Regions from separate parts of the Homo sapiens genome. Here region 1 is linked to region 2. A link is a contact called in ENCODE Hi-C data. All regions are on one chromosome and are shown on one strand. Each heading gives the region's core, a stretch centred on a gene start or an enhancer-like site at or near the end of the contact. The rest is flanking DNA. Distances are from core to core; before and after follow the strand shown.

The links. Hi-C counts contacts between places; a loop is a spot of excess contacts on that map. Pooled maps may share reads with other maps.
Region 1: a map with no recorded cell type shows a loop between it and region 2 (9-fold over the local background). The contact joins the promoter of HMCES here to the enhancer-like site in region 2. A Hi-C loop is called at or near these places in 3 of 37 single-sample maps with no recorded cell type and 4 of 50 pooled maps.

What each region holds. Positions count from the first base shown.
Region 1 is chr3:129,276,956-129,280,495 of GRCh38, forward strand. It overlaps HMCES (5-hydroxymethylcytosine binding, ES cell specific), which reads left to right and starts at 1,915. Exons shown (of 7, transcript NM_020187.3): 1 at 1,915-1,950; 2 at 2,755-2,960. The coding sequence starts at 2,778. COPG1 (coat protein complex I subunit gamma 1) reads left to right here. Exons shown (of 24, transcript NM_016128.4): 24 at 339-818. The coding sequence ends at 469. RefSeq lists silencers at 1,770-2,119, 2,130-2,519 and an enhancer at 2,940-3,069.
Region 2 is chr3:127,753,143-127,756,587 of GRCh38, forward strand. The region is part of intron 3 of MGLL (monoglyceride lipase); the gene reads right to left. Among named protein-coding and RNA genes, the nearest start is that of MGLL, 68 kb to the right of the region's middle. RefSeq lists enhancers at 405-714, 820-2,019, 915-1,094, 1,205-1,324, 1,475-1,594. Within about 2 kb of position 1,654, at least 5 of the 41 ENCODE cell types and tissues checked have a DNase peak (open chromatin) inside an H3K27ac peak, as active enhancers do.

The sequences.
Region 1 (3,540 bases), core at 665-3,164, 1.5 Mb after region 2:
TGGGATTACAGGCGTCCACCACCATGCCCAGCTAATTTTCGTATTTTTAGTAGAGATGGGGTTTCACTGTGTTGGCCAGGCTGGTCTCGAATTCCTGACCTCATGATCTGCCCACCTCAGCCTCCCAAAGTGCTGGAATTACAAGCGTGAGCCACCGCGCCTGGCTGAGAGACAGTGACTTTCACAGTGAAATCCCTCACTCAGGGATTTCAGCCCAGCTCTCCTGCCCGTTTCACTACACCAGAGCTGCCTTCATGGGTTGCTGCAAATGCCATCCTTAGCCTGCCCTGTACAGTCCCTTCTGCTGTATATATCTGTACTTCTCTCTTCCCTTCTAGGTGTGTTCCGGGGTGGTCATGACATCCTGGTGCGCTCCCGGCTGCTGCTTTTGGACACAGTGACAATGCAGGTGACAGCCAGAAGTTTGGAGGAGCTGCCAGTAGACATCATCTTGGCATCTGTGGGATAAGAGGCCAGCCTGCATAGGACCTCATACCCTTCCCCAACACTACCTGGAAGTTGTGCCTTCCTCATGAAACTGGCAGAAACCCCTTCCCAAGCTTCTGTATTGAAAAACAATTAGGAATCATTGCAGATTTTTTTTTATTCTGCTCCCACCTCCCACCCGGGACTACTTGCTGGTGACTTTTTTTTTTTTTTTTTTTAAATAGGGGATGATTTTAGCTTGTCCTAAATCTTGCTGTCCACCCTTCCAGGAAAGGGACATTGTAAATGAATAAAACATTCTCAACTCCTCTTGAATCTATCCCCCAAGAAACCATCTTATCCCTGTAATAAATCAGCATGTATTTATTGAATGATTGCTACTTCTGCAGACTCATGCTTCAGGGCTCCACCTTCCCCTTCAAGGCCTCCCCTAAAGAGGCAGAACACCTGCCCTGTCCCCCTTGCACCCACAGCCCTTTGGCTGTTGTAGTCCTGTGAGGCAGGACCCTCTCCCCGTCATCGCTGTCCCAGCACCAAGCCCAGGGGTGGGAGCGGTAGAGGGTGGTTGAGTGAATCAGCTAACAGGCAGAGTTCACACTCCCTCCCGTTCGTGCTTCTTCACAACGCATCCTCCTTTGATAGTCGATAAATGGAGGCTCCAAAGGGCTTGGGTCCTGTGTCTGATCGTTCCAGCATCTGGTCTTACATGGAGTGTGCCCTGGGGTTTCTGCTCCCTGTTCAGTTCAGCGAATCAGCATAGGCGAACAGCCCTCTAGAGCATTCTCTGTTGGTTGCAGATGAAGAATCTCCGGTTTAGGTCCCAAGGGGAGCAGGCTTTTAAACTCAAGCCAGGCTATTTTACCAACTTTGAGGCCAAAGTACACCCGAAAGGGCTGTTTTAAAAATCTGGGCCTCACCCTTAGAGATTCAGCTGAGGGGCTGGGGCAGGAAAGGCTTATTCTAGTGCCCACCAATGTTTGAGGGCGAAGTGCGCGATTCCTGGAAGTTCTTCTGACTTTCATTTCTTCAGTGTTCCTCCATTTTTGCCTCGCACTGTGAGGCAGCTGGCAGGACTGTGAAGTAAGGAGTGGAGTTTCCTGGTTTCCCGCCTTCCATGACCCTGTGCCCTAGACTCAGCGCGGCGGGAACCTTCCCTGCCAGCCCTGAAACACGCTGGGGGCGGGGAGGAAGGTTAACCCCGCCAGGGAACGGCCAATATGGAGGAAAGTGGAGTCCCGAGAAGCTTGGGATCGATATGTCTCCCAAGGCAGTCACTGTCTCCTGGGGAAACGGGAGAAAATTCATCCCAAACCGGAGGGGAGAAGACGCCGCCTCCGGGGCCCGAGGGCACCGCGGGAACCAAGGGCCCTTGGGGGCGGGGCCTGGCGCCGGGAGCGCGGGCTGAGGCGGGGCTGACGTGAGGGGCGGTGACGCGGGTGGCCAAAGCGGAGCGGAGCGGGGGTGAGGAGAGTCGAGGGAGGTGACGCGCGCTGCCGGGGCGAGGTGAGGGGAGGGGAGGCGACGCGGGCGGTCGGGGTATGGCGAGGGGAGGGGAGGGGAAAGGAAGCGACGCGAGCTGACAGAGGGGAGCAGAGGCCCGAGCGGACGCGAGGCGACGCGGAGAGGGCGGCCTGGGCCGAAGTGAGGCGACGCGGGGCGGCGGAGTCTGAGGGCCGGAGCGGAGCGGAGGCGACGCGGGGAGGGGCGAGGGATCGCGGCCGGTGGCTGGGGGCCACCTGCTCCCCGAGCACCGGCCCCCGCTCCGGGGAGCAGAGTCCGGAGCGGGATCCGCGGCCCACAGGTTCGCAGGTCGGGCCCGGGGACGCTGCGGACTAGCGGGCGGGAGGCGGGGATTCTGCACCCCGGCCCCGGGCCGTCCAGTGGCCGCCCTCGAGGTGACCGGTTGCTGGCCGGCGTGGGTCGCTGACCCCAGCGGGGACTGGGGGGAAGGACGGGGAGTTGGGGGCACCAAGTCACCCGGAGGAGGCGACCCCAGCTAGCTGCGCTTGCCCTGCTTCGCTGGACTGTGAAGCCCCCTCCGCTGCGGCTCTTCCTGCGCTCAGGCAGGCATTTGCAGAGCTCCTCTCGGGACTTGCCTCAGTGCCCTGCACGGAGCTGGGCAGTGGGCTCAGGGAGCGAAGCAAACGGGCACATCCTTGTCTTTGTGGGACTTTTTGGGGAAGACTTTAGACGGTGGTCACGGAGGGGCACGGCCCTGTGGGAACGGAAAGAGAAGGCGGGGACTCAAGGAATAAGACCTAATATTTGAGATACGTAAGCCTTTTCCTTACGTTTTGTAATTTAAAGGTTGCGAGGGGCGGTGTTGAAGAATGTGTGGGCGAACATCCTGTCACTTACCTAGAGATGTTCTCACGAGAGCTTGCGCCTACCAGGATCGGCGGGGCCAGCAGCGGCTCCCGGAGTGGAGGGACCCTGATAAGTACTGCCCCTCTTACAACAAGAGTCCTCAATCCAACAGCCCAGTGCTTCTGTCTCGACTGCACTTTGAGAAGGTAACCAGCATTGCACTATGCTAGCCCCTCGCCCAGCCTCGTGATGGTCATCTCCTATTTGGTTTGGTGTGTGCTCAGCCTCTTGGGATGACATTAAAAACCAGCCTTTACTGATATATTCTGACTTCCAGTTGAGAACCTCTCTTGGCCTCATGAAAGAAGTTTTATCAGTGGCTTCTAACACTGATAAAGACGTATTTTTCAGGCTCAATTTAAATGCCTTTGCTATACATGGCATACTAGCCTTAATATATGCCAAATTTATATGAGCTTTGTGTTTTAAAATAGCAGCTTTCACTGATCATCAGGGTCATTGGAGTATCTTAAAAATATAATAAAAAAATTTAAGGCCAGGTGCCATGGCTCATGCCTGTAACCCCAGCACTTTGGGAAGCCGAGGTGGGAGGATCACTTGAGCCTAGGAGTTGGAGACCAGCCTGGGCAACATAGGGAGACCCCATCTCTACAAAAAATAAAAAAATGAGGTGGGAAGATCACTTGAGCTGGGGAGGTCGAGGCTTCATGAGCCATGGTTGTACCACTGCACTCCCACCTGGGTGACAGATCAAGACCCTGCCTA
Region 2 (3,445 bases), core at 404-2,903:
AAACAAGAAGCCAGAAGAGAAGTAACGACACAGGGAAGAGCTGCAGAGCAACCTCCCCAGCATCTCTAGGAGCCTATCACCCAGTCACTCTCCTGCAACCTGGATGGTGAGTGTTCTGGACAGGTGAGGGGCTGCAGGTGTCGACGATGAATTCCCTTCACCCAAAGCAGACCATAGTGACGATAATGTGCCCTTTCCCTGCTGATGCTGGGTCCTTGATGTGACCAGTTTTTAACATACTCTCAGAACCCAGGGATGTTCTCAGGGCTTAGGTGTGAGGCCATCTGTCCCTGCACAAAATGGCCCTTGCCCATGGGTTTCCAAGTTGGCATAGCTCTTTGTTCCCACAGTCACATTCCACGGATTCTACCAGCGTTTGCTGAGAACACAACATATGTCAACTGACGTGCTGGGCGCTTCTGCAGACCTTGCCTCATCGAATCAGCATCAGGCACTCCTGGGCCTGAGCTTTGTCTCTGTGATTGGGTAGCTGTGCACAGACAGCATAACCTCTGTGGCCTTCACTTTCCTCGCTTAAAATGGCCACACTAATAAGGTCGGCATATAGTCTACAGGGGGCAAGAAGAGCAGGAGATGTTCCATCTACAAATGTTCCTTCTGCATTTGGGCTCAGAAACAGCCCAATGACTGAATCAAGGCCACACAGCTAGAGATGGCAAAGGAGCCTGGTCCAGAGCACAGGCAGGTCTCCACCGGCCCTACAGGACCCCAACACTCTTCCTTGGTGATGGGTCTCCATTCCCACCCTTGACTTGGCATGGGAGGCACCAGGTGTAAGCCCTGTCTTCCTCAGGGGTCACTTCCTCCCACCAGCCTCGTCACAGCTGTCAGCGCCCTGCACTCCTAGCCCATTCTGTAGCCACAGTAGCTGTTTCTGTTGGCACCCTGTTCTGTTTTGGTCACTTTTGGGTGGTGGCCCGCTGGGGCCTGATGCTGCACTCTACGGAGGAGGCCACAGCCTCCCGCTCACCCAGGCCCTGGCCTCACTCTCCAGCTTCCTCCTTGGCAGGGCAGGGGCTTCCCTCTGTGAACTCAGAGGTCACGACCCGCCAGGCACTGCCGCCCACTCCCCACCAAGCTCACTCCCAGTTCCCCTGAAAAGAAGGAGGTGCTTAGACTAAGTGAGAAAATCTCTCCCTTTTAGGGAATCAGTCCTGCTGTCACCCCCACAACCATAAAAGGCAAAATAAGAAAGAAAAAAAAAACCAGATCTATCAAAAGCTCCACACAAGTGCCTTCCAGGACTGCAAGCCGTCTTCAGGGAAGGGCCTCCCCTTCTGCTCCACGCACCTCAACTCTACACAGGGCCTCACCCCTCACCGGCGTTAACTGGATGAGTACTTGCAACGGCCCCGCTAGGCAGCAGTACCGCCTGTGTCCATTTCACCAGGGTGGACGCTGAGGCACAGAGAGGAGAGAGGGCTGGCGGGCTGGGATCCACAGCCTCTAGGTCTGTTCTCACCACTCAGGCTGTTGGTCCCAGTGGGCACCTACAGGTGTGCTTCTGAGGCTGGGTCGGGCAGGAGGATGGGTTTTCCTTGTCGGAGGGCAAGAAAGCGTAGGCTTCACGCTGGATCTCCACCCAGGCCTCAGTGGCCTTCCCGTGTGCCTCCCCCGCAGCTGCTGAGAAAACCACACCAGAGAGCGAGAACGTCATCAGAGAGGGGCGCGTGGGGTGTGCATCTTGGGAGCTGTATTTCTAGGTGTGTGCACTCATGCCCACGTGTCCCAGGCTCTTTAGAGGGAAGCGTTCCCTAGGTACGTGGCATTCCCTTTCAAATTCACCTAGCGCCCCAGAGAAGGGATTGTGTGGGAGGAACGCGGGTTTCCACGAGATGGTGGGGGTGTTTTATGTTTGTTTTCTCGGCATTTTTTGGTTCTGCACAGTCACGAGCTGTGGCATCCCCGGGGGAAAGGTCCTTGCCATTGCGGGGGCTGTTCTTTTTGCCCACACGGCCTCGTCAACTAGGGGATGCCCCATGCATTGCTCAACCCCAGAGAGAAAAGGAGAAGATAAAACCTGGATTCAAATGATTTCACTTCTCATTAGCCACTGTGACCTGGGAACAAGGGAAAAACCAAAGATGAAACTGTTCACGTGAGCTAGACTCAACGCTCTTGTAAAAGGAGGAAGAGGGTGTTTAAAGAAATGGAAGGGTTTAAACAGCTGCTCACAGCTTTATAAAGGATAGCATGCCTCTCCCACCCAGCCTGCCTTCTGGGGTCTCAGCTCCTTCCCTTACCCAGCAATCCATCGCTGTAGGCCCCCAAACATGGGAGACACGATATGCCAGTTGTAGGTCAATGGGTTTTCAGTGACAAGGACAAGGAGAAGGTTGCTTATGAATGCGTGTGGGTGGGAGGTGCACGGTCACAAGGGCGGACCACATGCAGCGGCGAGACTCAGTGCAGCCGGGACACTGGCACATGTGCCTGTTGCTCCGAACGAGGACAAGGGGCCCCACTGCGGGCCCCAGAGAATGCATCCAACCTTCTGTCTCCCCAGATATACCGGGCAGAGTCACCAAATCTTCGCGCACCACCTGTATTATTATTTACCTAATATACTTCTTAATTACACACTCATGTTCCCTCGCCCCCTTAAATTGATGTATTTATCAAAGACACTTTCTATGACTATTGTTTGTAGAAAATCTGTCACTTCCCATAAACACAGAGTAACTGGTGGACATGGCCGTTTGTCTACCCAATATCCACTCTCTCTTTTCTTCTTAGTAACTGAAACCTGATTTTATTCAGACTGGCAATGTGCTTGGGCAGAGCACTCTACCTCCCAGCCTCCCTAGCAATCAGTGTGGCTATGGGACTAACTCCTGGTCATTGAGACACAGGATGGCATGGATAGATGGAACTTCCAGAAAGGCTTCTTAAGTGGAAGATAGGTATCATTTTTTATGTCTGAAATATAAATGTAATGTGATGGCTGGAACTCTCACAGCCATCTTGGGCAAAGAGGTAAATGAAGCTAGGTGCTCTAAGGGTTGGGGAGCAGATAGAAGAAGTTGGTTTCTTGATAAAATAATGGAGCTGTTACTCCAAGTATTAAGTATGTCTTTTTATTCTGATATTTTGGCATCTAGGGCCTTGCTGACTGGGGAAATTACCTGTTCTAGGGCTAGCCAATTACTAGAGATAGTAAAGGTCTTACAGGGAAGCACATCTTTCCTATGCAAATTAACTGGTCCAGAGCCCACACCTCCACTCCAGGCCAATATTTCTCTGCTTTCATCACCCCAGGGCCAGATGCCAGAAGCCCCTACACCCCAGAGCCCACAAAATCATTCAAACTGGCTAATTCTAAGCCTGCTCACCCCATCTCACCCATCCCCGATCAGCCCTGGTGCTTCCCCACATGCCCCCATGGTATGCTGTGGCCCCTTCTCTTGGGAACTGAGAGGAACAA